2 separate regions of the Homo sapiens genome follow, and region 1 is linked to region 2. Evidence: read pairs that join two places in POLR2A ChIA-PET (ENCODE). Cell type or tissue: IMR-90. All regions are shown on one strand. Each heading gives the region's core, and the rest is flanking DNA. Links, peaks and the distances in the headings are about the cores only.

Region 1 (5,376 bases), core at 55-5,054, 53 kb before region 2:
GGGATGAGTCCAAAGAACGGCCTCTGCTGGTGCACATTCCAAGTGGTGTAATAAGGGAAAAGGCAATATTCACAGCTGAGGGCAAAATTACTTTGAGTTAATTTTCATTTTCATTTTATTTTATTCTCTAGACTTTGTATATGCATACATGCATGTCCGTTTAAGTGTGCACCTGGGATCTAAACATACAAAGGAGTTAAATACAAAGTGATGACTAAAAATTTTTATTGTATTATCAAAACAAATCACTAAAGAAGTTCCGAAGTGGCAAACACATACTGAAACAATTATTTGTATTGGGGGATGTGAGATCGTGAAATATATATATTTGGTTTTCCTCCCATTTCATGGCATAGAATTCTTAAAATCCCTGGAATCTCCCAAGTAATAAATGTCTTTTTGTATACTAATGATATGACTGGGCTGGCAGTCCTAAGGTGTTTTCAGGATGGGAACTAGTCACCAGAAAGACCGAGGCAGAATTAGACTGTTGGGACTTTCAGCCCACTCCCAATCTCCAGGTAGGGGAAAGTGGCAGAAGGTTGATCATCAATGGCCAATGATTTCAGCAATCATGCCTATGTAACGGAGTTTCCACAAAAACCCTAGGCTGGGTGCGGTGGCTCACGCCTGTAATCCTAGCACTTTGGGAGGCCGAGGCAGGTGCATCACCTGAGGTTAGGAGTTCAAGACCAGCCTGGCCAACATGGTGAAACCCCATCTCTACTAAAAATACAAAAATTAGCTGGGCCTGGTGGCGGGCACCTGTAATCCCAGCTACTTGGGAGGCTGAGGCAGGAGAAATCACTTGAACACGTGAGGTGGAGGTTGCAGTGAGCCTGAGCCAAGATCATGCCACTGCACTCCAGCCTGGGTGACAGAGCAAGACTCCGACCCAACAACAACAGAAAAAGGACTCGGTTTGGGGAGCTTCCAGATAGCTGAACACATGGAGGTTGTTAAAGAGTGGCAGCCCAAAGAGGGCATGGGAGCCCCTTGCCCTTCCCCCACACCTTGCCCCACACATCTCGTCATCTGCATCCTTTGTAATATCCTTCAAAATAAACCAGGAAACATGTTTTCCTTACTTGTGTGAGTCTGTCAAGCAAAGTAATGGAACCCAAAGAGGGGGCCATGGGGATCCTAGGAAGCATGGGTAAACAACCTGTGGCGTGGGAGTGGCATCAGAAGGGGCAGTCTTGTAGGGATGAGCCCTCATTCTGTGGGACCTGACACTATCTCCAGGTAGAGTGTTGAGACTGAAGGGGAGGGTGCCCCACTGGTGTCTGCTGTAAAACTGATTGGTTGCTGGTGGGGAGAAATCCCCGCACATTTCTTGGTGACCAGCGGTCACAGAATTCTTCTGGGTTGATTGTTGTGACGCGAAAGCAGGAGAAAAACCGCTTTTTCTTCAGGAGGGAAAGGTCAAAAAATCCTTTCCAAAATATACTGAAAGCTATGAAACAGAATTCAGAAGTTCCAGGACTCCTCCAAGTTCATCTACAAACAAGAAAAGGAAACGTCAAGGAGTGCAGGCTGCAGCACGGGGGGGGCCTCCCTTGCCAGGTGGTGAGGGGCCGACCCACCTCTCCTCCTTTGGGGGACACCTGAAACAGATAGCACAATGCCTGGCACACAGCATGTGTTACACACCACAGCCAAACGGCAGGCGTGGGAGCTATGAAATTCCAAGTTGCGGCCAGGCGCGGTGGCTCATGCCTGTAATCCCAGCACTTTGGGAGGCTGAGGCGGGCAGATCACAAGGTCAGGAGATCAAGATCATCCTGGCTAACACGGTGAAACCCCGTCTCTACTAACAATACAAAAAATTAGCCGGGCATGGTGGTGGGCACTTGTAGTCCCAGCTACTCGGGAGGCTGAGGCAGGAGAATGGCGTGAACCCGGGAGGTGGAGCTTGCGGTGAGCCGAGATCGCGCCACTGCAATCCAGCCTGGGCGACAGAGCACGACTCCGTCTCAAAAAAAAAAAAAAAAAAAGGAAATTCCAAGTTGCTCAGAGAGTCAATGTCACTGACTCCAAGCACAGAATCCAACAACAATCTTCAAATATTAGGCATTACACCTGCAGACCAGAATTGTTTCCCAGAAACAATGCAAACTGTTTAATATTAAAATATAGTGAATGTCCCCTAAAATTGTTACTTACAAAAGTACTTTTTACAAAAGAGACCGGGCTCTGTGGCTCATGCCTGTAATCCTGGCACTTTGGGGGGCCAAGGCAGGTGGATCACCTGAGGGCACGAGTTTGAGACCAGCCTGGCCAACATGGTGAAACCTCGTCTCTACTAAAAGTACAAAAATTTGGCAGGCATGGTGGCAGGAGCCTGTAATCCCAGCTACTCGGGAGGCTGAGGCTGGAAAATCACTTCAACCTGGGAAGCGGAGGTTGCAGTGAGCTGAGATCGCGCCACTGCACTCCAGCCTGGGTAACAAGAATAAAACTCCATCTCTAAAAAAAAAAAGAATTTAAGTTCCAAGATTTTTTTTTTAATCTTACTTTGGTTTACTATTCCAAATGACAATTACCTAAGACATAGCAGTACCATCTCCATCCTATAAACAAATTGGATTACAATTACAGGCCAGTTATGGTTATATGCCTACTTCAATAGACAATGTGACTGAGAAAAGAAAAACAGCTTAGTGCAGTTGAGCTATGTGAGGTATGCAGGCCCAGAGAGCCGTGAGTGTGGGACTTCTGTCATGCCTCCCGCCCCAGATCCATGCTGAGCAGAATTGTTTAGTCATTTTGTTCCTGACTGGCTGCCTTACCCTTATCTTCATGTTCCTGAAATCTATGACAACGATGAACAATGTACAGCCAATCAATAGCTTATGTTATTTTGATGTACATTTTTTGTAAACAACTCAGGAACTGCCTTTTTTCCCTTTAAAAATCTACTTCCAACTTCTGCTAATGGGGTGTATACTCAGAGCAACCTGAATCCATACACCTGGGCTGCAATCCTCAGGCTTGGCCCAAATCAACTCTCTACTTATATTAATTTTGCCTCAGCTTCTTCCTTTTAGGCTGACATACGTGATGTAAGACAGCAGGATTCAGAATGTCTCCCCTCAATCACCTGGTTTTTCTGAGAGTGGCGCTGGGAACCAGTGTGACACTCTCCATCTTCAGAGGTCTCATGTGGTGTTTTGTGTGAGGTCTCCTGAAATTGGAACTCCCATTCTTTGGCTGAACATCTAGATTTTACTTGGACTGTTTTTCAAACTCCCTCTTTCCTTTAAGAGTGAGGGCTTTGCTGTCTTTGGACAAGAGACTGGGGTGAAGAGTTCCGCAGACAACTGCCTTCTTTCTGCCTCTGCCTCAGGGCCAGGATTTTGGGTCAAGGTTTTTCCACCTCTGCTCATGGCAGAGGTTTGGGATAAAGGACTGGCAGATACTGGTGGTTACGTTTTATAGAGCATGCTTTTAAGATTGCAGCTGTTTTCTATCATTTGAAAATCTGGGCTTAGCCTTTCATTTGTGACCAACTCCTGTTAGTTTCCTACTGAAAAGCACACAGCCCTTTTGCTCCTCCAGATGGGTGTGAGGGTCTGGTCCCCCGTACCCTGCTTGAGCACTCCCGTCCCCTGGCAGTTAGGGACAGTCCAAGTCACATCACACTTAGACCCTAAACACATTCCCAGCCATTTGTCACTTTTCAGAAGTTAGTAAATTATACAAAATTGGACTTTACAATCTGAGCAGTCTTTGTGGAAACATCAGCTGGATGTGTGTGCACTTAGGGGGCACTCTCTTACATTTAGAAAGTGGAGCCGCCTAACACAGGACAGTTGTGAGCAGCAGTAGCCAAAATGAGCATCCTTTAAGTGTCTAAAATAATTAATCTGTGTACCTAATTGGGGGAAAAGTTGGCTTTAGAACCAGAGAAACTAAATGGGAAACGTACTTTATGTTTGTGCTGAAATCTGATGATAAGATTTGAAAACATTCTTTTTCAGAGTTCTACGGTCAGAAGTATAAAAAGCTGATACTTTGGCTATTGTTTTTTTGGAAGGAAAAAAAAAGCCTTTCTGCTTTTTCCTCTTTTGGATCCTGTTTCTGGGAACTCTTTTCAGTCAACTGAAACTCACCTTAAAATGTGTTTGATCCCTGTTTGCTTCCTGTCTTGTTGGTATGATTTTTGTGGAGGAAAATACAAAACTTAATTTGCCTGTCAGAAAGCTTAAGATCTTCCTAAAATGGTTCCTCTGAGACTTGTTCTGTTTCCTTCCACACTTCTACTCCTTCTTTTTGCCATATTTGATACATGAAGAAATCTAGAGGACACTTCTAATGACTCTGAGACCCGCTTCGGAACACAGGAAGAGGCAACACTCACCCCCTTCTGGAAGGGTCTTCTGTTTTCAGTACGGAGTCTGAAGAGTTGTGAGTAGTTTCCTCTCAGGTCTAAAGCTCTGCTCCCTTTTGCATTGCGCTGTCCAATTTCGTGGTTTTCGGGGGCTTTCGGGATTACTTTACACTGTGAGAGAGACCCTGACTTTTGTGTGTGCAATGGCGGACAAGTCACTGGTGAAAGCTGCAGTTTGGGAAGTGGCTGACTGAATAGTTGTTACTGCAGGATGGCTACTGTTTCTTTACACATTTAGACAGATGCAGTTTGAACACTTGGAGGTTAGGAGAGTGCTCACCACCAAGTGATAAGATTCCCATATGGGATGGGCTGGTCACAGTGGGCTGACTGGGCCACTCACCAACCTTGAGGGAATGTCCTTGCAGTGAGAAGCACTGTGGAAGCTCTGCGTGGCAGGTGTTATGGCGTTTCCCTCCTTTGGGGGACCCAAGATTCAGTCTATTAATAAAAGTGGAATCCTTGATTTTTAAAGATGTAGATCAAGGGTGTCCAATCTTTGGCTTCCCTGGGCCACACTGATCTTGGGCCACACATAAAATACACTAACACTAATGACAGCTGATGAGATGCTTAAAAAAGAGAGAGAGAAAAGAAAAGAAAAAAAAATCGCAAAAAAAAAAAATCTTCATACTGTTTTAAGAACATTTACAAATTTGTGTTGGGCCGCATTCAAAGCCATCCCAGGCCGAGGGTAGGACAGGCTTGATCTAGATGCTCTGCCTTTCATCTGTGCCTGCTTTTCAAATTTAAGTATTAGGCCCTAGAAACTGCAAATGTTTTCTTTTTCCACTCATTAAAGTCAGTAATCTAACCAAGAAACATCTAGGTTGGAAGACCACCTATCTAACCAGACTGCTCTCCAATATATGACGTTCTATGGCCGAGCGCATTGGCTCACACCTGTAATCTCAGCACTTTGGGAGGCTGAGGCGGGCAGATCCCTTGAGCTCAAGAGGTCAAAACCAGCCTGGGCAACATGG
Region 2 (5,376 bases), core at 194-5,193:
CCCATCTCTACTAAAAATATAAAAAAAATTAGCTGGGTGTGGTAGCACACCTGTAATCTCAGCTACTCGGGAGGCTGAGGCAGGAGAATCACTTGAACCTGGGAGGTGGAGGTTGCAGTGAGCCAAGATCATGCCACTGCACTCCAGCCAGGGCAACAGAGTGAGACTCTGTCTCAAAAAAAAAAAAAAAAAAAAAAAAAAAAAAGAATGGAAGAGAGGGTCATTACCAAATGATTGATGAATTAATTATGTAATTAACACGGTTAATTTCAGGGACCCCTTAGAGCATTGAGGACTCCACTCTGGCATGTAAGGAGCTGGGATGTCATCATTTATATTCTCAGAACAAGAAAAAAGCACAACAATGTGAAAATCAACACCTTTTCTTTGGTCTGCCACAGAATCGAGGCATAGGGAAAAATCACTGCCCAAAGCCCCAGAGAGGCAGAACACAGAGGAGCACAGCAGGAGCGGAAGCCCCGTGTGGATCCAGCACCAGTAGGAACGCCAAACTGCCACTGATGCCTGCTGGAGTGTGGGAAGACAAAACCACCTACCTAAGTTCTGTGTCCAGTGAAATTACCTGAGGGGATTTGTTGTCAGTAGATCTGCCTTGCAAGAAATGTTAAAAGAAGTTCTTCAGAGAAGGAAAATGACGTAGGTCAGAAACTCATATTTCTTCTTGGCTCGTTGATGGCTGTTGTCTTAGTCCATTCGTGTTGCTATAAAGGCACACCTGAGGCTGGGTAATTCATAAAGAAAGGAGGTTTATTTGGCTCACGGTTCTGCGGGCTGTACAAGAAGCATGGTACTAGCATCTGCTTCAGGTGAGGCCTCGGGAAGGTCCACTCATGGCGGCGTGGTGCCAGCATCTGCTTCTGGTGAGGCCTCGGGAAGGTCCACTCATGGCAGCGTGGTGCCAGCATCTGCTTCTGGGGAGGCCTCGGGAAGGTCCACTCATGGCAGCGTGGTGCCAGCATCTGCTTCTGGTGAGGCCTCGGGAAGGTCCACTCATGGCGGCGTGGTGCCAGCATCTGCTTCTGGGGAGGCCTCGGGAAGGTCCACTCATGGCGGCGTGGTGCCAGCATCTGCTTCTGATGAGGCCTCGGGAAGGTCCACTCATGGCAGAAGGTGAAGAGGAGCTGCTTGTACAGAGATGATGTGGCCAGAGAGGAGACGAGAGAGAGGGGGCAGGCACCAGGCTCTTTTTAACAATGAGCTCTTGGGGGAACTCATAGAGCAAGAACTCTCTCATTCCTGCCAGGACAGCACCAGCCACTCATGAGGGATCCAGGGGCATAACCTGAACACCTCCCACTGGGCCCCACCTCCAACACTGGGGATCATATTTCAACATGAGGTTTGGGGAGACAAATATCCAAACCATAGCAGGCAACTTCTCCCTGTGTCTTCCTTTCATCTTCCCTCTGTGCACTTGTGTGTCCCAATCTCCTCTTCTTATAAGAATACCAATCCTAGGCCGGACATGGTGGCTCACACCTGTAATCCCAGCACTTTGGGAGGCCAAGGCCGGTGGATCACCTGAGGTCGGGAGTTCGAGACCAGCCTGGCCAACGTGGCGAAACCCCATCTCTGCTAAAAATACAAAAAAAATTAGCCAGGTGTGGTAGCTCATGCCTGTAATTCCAGCTATTTGGGAGGCTGAGGCAGGAGAATCACTTGAACCCAGGAGGCAGAGGTTGCAGTGAGCCAAGATCACACCATTGGGACTCCAGCCTGGGCAACAAGAGTGAAACTCCATCTCCAAAAAAAAAAAAAAAAAAAAAAGAATACCAATCCTTTTGGGTTCGGGCCCAACAATATGACTTCATTTAACCTTATTACCCTCATATAGGCCCTGTCTGCAAATGCAGTCACATGGGGGGTTAGGACTTCAACATGTAAATTTGGGGACACACAACTCAGTCCGTAAGAGTGCAAGGGAGAGGTCAAGGCTTAAAATAAGAATTTGGCTTCCTTGACACAGAGATGACTGTACTCAGTGACCCTCCTCCTGTCATGTGTGGGACAAACCTGTTAGCTTGGTGTGATACAAATCCTGTGATTATGCAATGTCATGTGGCAAAAGGGATTTATAGACGGAATCAAGGTCCCAAGCCAGTTGACTCAGTTAATCAAAAGAAAAATAATATCAAGTAGGCCTGACCCAATCAGGTAAGCTCTTGAAAAGCAAAATTTTCCTCTGGCTGGCCTCAAGGAAGAATGCAGAGACCTAAGCTTTGAACTCCCACTGGCCAACAGCCAGCCAAAGCCAGGGACCTCCCTCAGACAACCACAGGGTCTGACTTCTGCCGTAGCCTCAGTGAGCTCGGAAGACCACCGGAACTCACTCCAGAGGAGACCACCTGAACTCCAGATGAGACCACCTGAACTCCGGACGCAGCCTCCCGAGACCCTGGGCAGAGGGCTGAGCTTCACGTGCACAGAATTCTGACCTACAGAAGCTGAGGTGGTAGCTGGATGTTGCTCTCCACTCTAAGCTTGCACTAAACTGTGCAGCAGTAGCGTTTCCCAGACTTGCCATTTCCTTTCTCCTTCTCCTTCCTCCAGCCTGTGGCCAGGTGCCTGCTCTCTGCACCCCACATACCATGGTAGTCCAGGCCTTGGTCCTCCCCCACCCCAGGATCACCACAGTGACCTGCTATTTTTAACCATATGTTTAAAATGGGGTAGGAAGACAGAAGCATGTCAAGTTCATGAAGCTTGAGTTCCAGAGACACCCTGACTTCACAAGTGAGTGACCGTGGATCTTTCTCACCCCATCATCTTCTTTCTTGGTTCATTTTCACCACGTGCTTCTTATCCACCACGCTGCTATTCCTTGACATGTGCTCTGAGGACCAGCCATTGCACATGGCTTGGGGAGCTGGGGCCCTGCCTCCAACGTGCAGAATCTGAATGATCAGCACAGGGCTGGGCATTTGCGTGTTCTCCTGGGGGCTTTTGGATATATTAAAATGTCATAATTCCTCTGGTGTCTAAACAGAAGTGTGGGAAATAGAAAGATGAATGGGTTATGGTCCCCATCTTCCAGGAGTTTACAAATTCAACCTAATAAAGGGGAAAAGATGCCTTCAGTGACAATGTAAGGGAGTGTCTGAGTCCATTTTGCAACACAATAGCAGAACACCACAGGCTGGGTAATTAAGAAATAGTCAATGTTTATTTGGCTCATGGTTCCAGAGGCTGGGAAGTCCAAGATCGAGGGTCCTTCTTGACGTGTCATGACATGGTGGAAGGTGTCAGTCACACGGCAAGAGAGAGCACAGGCTCAAAGTTGCATCAGCATTAAGCCCTTCGTGAGGGTGGAGCCCTTGTGACTCAAACAACCCCCATATGGCCCCACCTCTCAGTGCTGTTGCCTTGGGGATGAAGTTTCCAACATGTATTTTTGGGGGACACATTCAAACCATAGCAGGGAGAATGTGGTAAGTTCCATAAACAAGTTCTAAGGCCTAAAAATGTAGATGCCCCCATTTATAAACCTGGCTGTGAGTTGAGGGTGATCCAAATCTTTTTATTTATATTTTTGAGACAGAGTCTCGCTCTGTTGCCCAGGCTAGAGTGCAGTGGCGTGATCTCTGCTCACTGTAATCTCTGCCTCCCAGGTTCAGATGATTCTCCTGCCTCAGCCTCCCATGTAGCTGTGATTACAGGCGCCCGCCACCACGCCTGGCTAATTTTTGTATTTTTAGTAGAGATGGGGTTTCACCATGTTGGCCAGGCTGGTCTCGAACTCCCGACCTCGTGATCTGCCCGCCTCGGCCTCCCAGAGTGCTGGGATTACAGGCGTGGGTCACCATGCCCAGCCCAGATTCATTTTTTGAAATATGGTTTTAGTAATATTTTAGTAACATTAGTTATATCTGTTTTTTTTTTTCCTGTGGGCTAGGGCACAGTCCCCAGAAATCTGTGGATTAGGGCCAAGGATAGACGAAGGAACCTGAAACCAGGATGTCAAACGCTGTTGCAGCAGATGATCAATTTGGGCTTCATAAAAACTGGAATGTGCTGAAGTTAGCAGAGGTCTGGCTCAATGGACATGTCAGACGTCAGAGGCCACGTCGATGTTAAAGGTCATGGGCCACAAAACGCAGGGTCCAAGCCTAAGCCCAGAGTAACACCGGGTTTCCTGACCCCTCTGAAGATAACGCTGTTGGCCCCGCTAACTAATGAGGGTGTTTGTGATGAAAAGGCGACAGTGGCCAGGACTGTGCTGACTGTGGGGTGCCGGGGCTGCGGGGAGAGAGGGACCTCACCAGCTGTGTGTTTGTCATGGGCGTAGACAGCTCAGGACAGCACAGAACAGCACAGCTCTGAGGCGGTGGACAAGATAAACACCTACTGTGGGGCCAGGCCCCACCAGGAGCCCTGGGAGTGAGGCTTATGGAACACTGACACACACTCAGTGTAGATGCACAGGCTGTGATGAATGACCCCAGGTGGGGCCTCCACCCAGGGCTGCCTTGCACGCTGAGGCCCGAGAGGGCTGCCTGGGAGCCATGCAGGGTCAGGCCGGGAGTGGACGGGGGACCTGCTAGGTCCTCGCGGCTCAGCACCCGCCTGCCTGTGGTCCACACAGTGCCAGTTTCCTTGGGAGAATGGGTCCTTCCAGCCGTGTGTCTGTGTCTGTCCTGCTGGGAGTGCCCGTGGGGCAAGGCCGGGCTGAGGGCCCCGCTCGGCTGTCGGCGTCTCCCACGGTGGTGCTCAGCGGAACGTCCCAAGGACAGAAGGCGGTGGTGCTGATTCACTTCCGAGGCACAATCAGAAACCCAGGTCCTGCCTGGACTCTGAGGCCCCCAAGGCCTGGGCTGGTTTCTCTGCCCTCATTTCCCCACCTCTGTGCGGCTCCTGGGTCATCTCAAAGACACGGTGCCCGCTCCCCCCCGTTTCTCGGTTACACAATTCGAAGGCGATCCGTATTTTCAAGCAGCTTACAGTCTGGTCGGAGACACCAAGAACGCAGCAGACGCGATGGAAGAATTAGCAACTGACAGATATTTGTATATAAGCAGAAACAAACTAAGGAAGAAAGGAAACATGCCATTTACAGGCATTTCTGCACTAACCAGGTGCTGATTAGTTACATAATCGATGAAACGGTTGTTTATGCGCCAAGTCGTTCAAACATTTGTTAACTGGCACCTACTAGATACCAAGACCCGGCGCTGTGAAGAAAACATGGCAATGTCACACACTGGGAGATGCCTGCCTTCTGGGAGAGAGTTATGTCTGCTGCTTAACATGAGCAATAAACAAGTGACATTTTGGTTTAGAATCATCAACCGATTTATGTCAAACAAGCAAAGGAAGCAGCCATGGAAACAGAGCTCAGGCCCCTTCCCGGCAGTGGCT

What was found. Peaks named below come from ENCODE experiments on the same cell type or tissue, not always from the same donor. Only the 100,000 strongest peaks of a DNase experiment are listed, where the experiment ranks them.
Region 1: POLR2A ChIA-PET joins it to region 2 with 5 read pairs; 9 of 35 experiments call an interaction of 5 or more read pairs at or near these places.

Annotation. Positions count from the first base shown.
Region 1 is chr10:907,316-912,691 of GRCh38, forward strand. All of the region lies in intron 1 of LARP4B (La ribonucleoprotein 4B), which reads right to left. Among named protein-coding and RNA genes, the nearest start is that of LARP4B, 22 kb to the right of the region's middle. In IMR-90, for the core only: no CTCF peak of the experiment used is centred there; a DNase peak (open chromatin) is centred at 2,706; H3K27ac peaks cover 137 bases.
Region 2 is chr10:960,533-965,908 of GRCh38, forward strand. It overlaps a transcript of LARP4B not described here. Among named protein-coding and RNA genes, the nearest start is that of GTPBP4, 25 kb to the right of the region's middle. In IMR-90, for the core only: no CTCF peak of the experiment used is centred there; no DNase peak of the experiment used is centred there; H3K27me3 peaks cover 245 bases.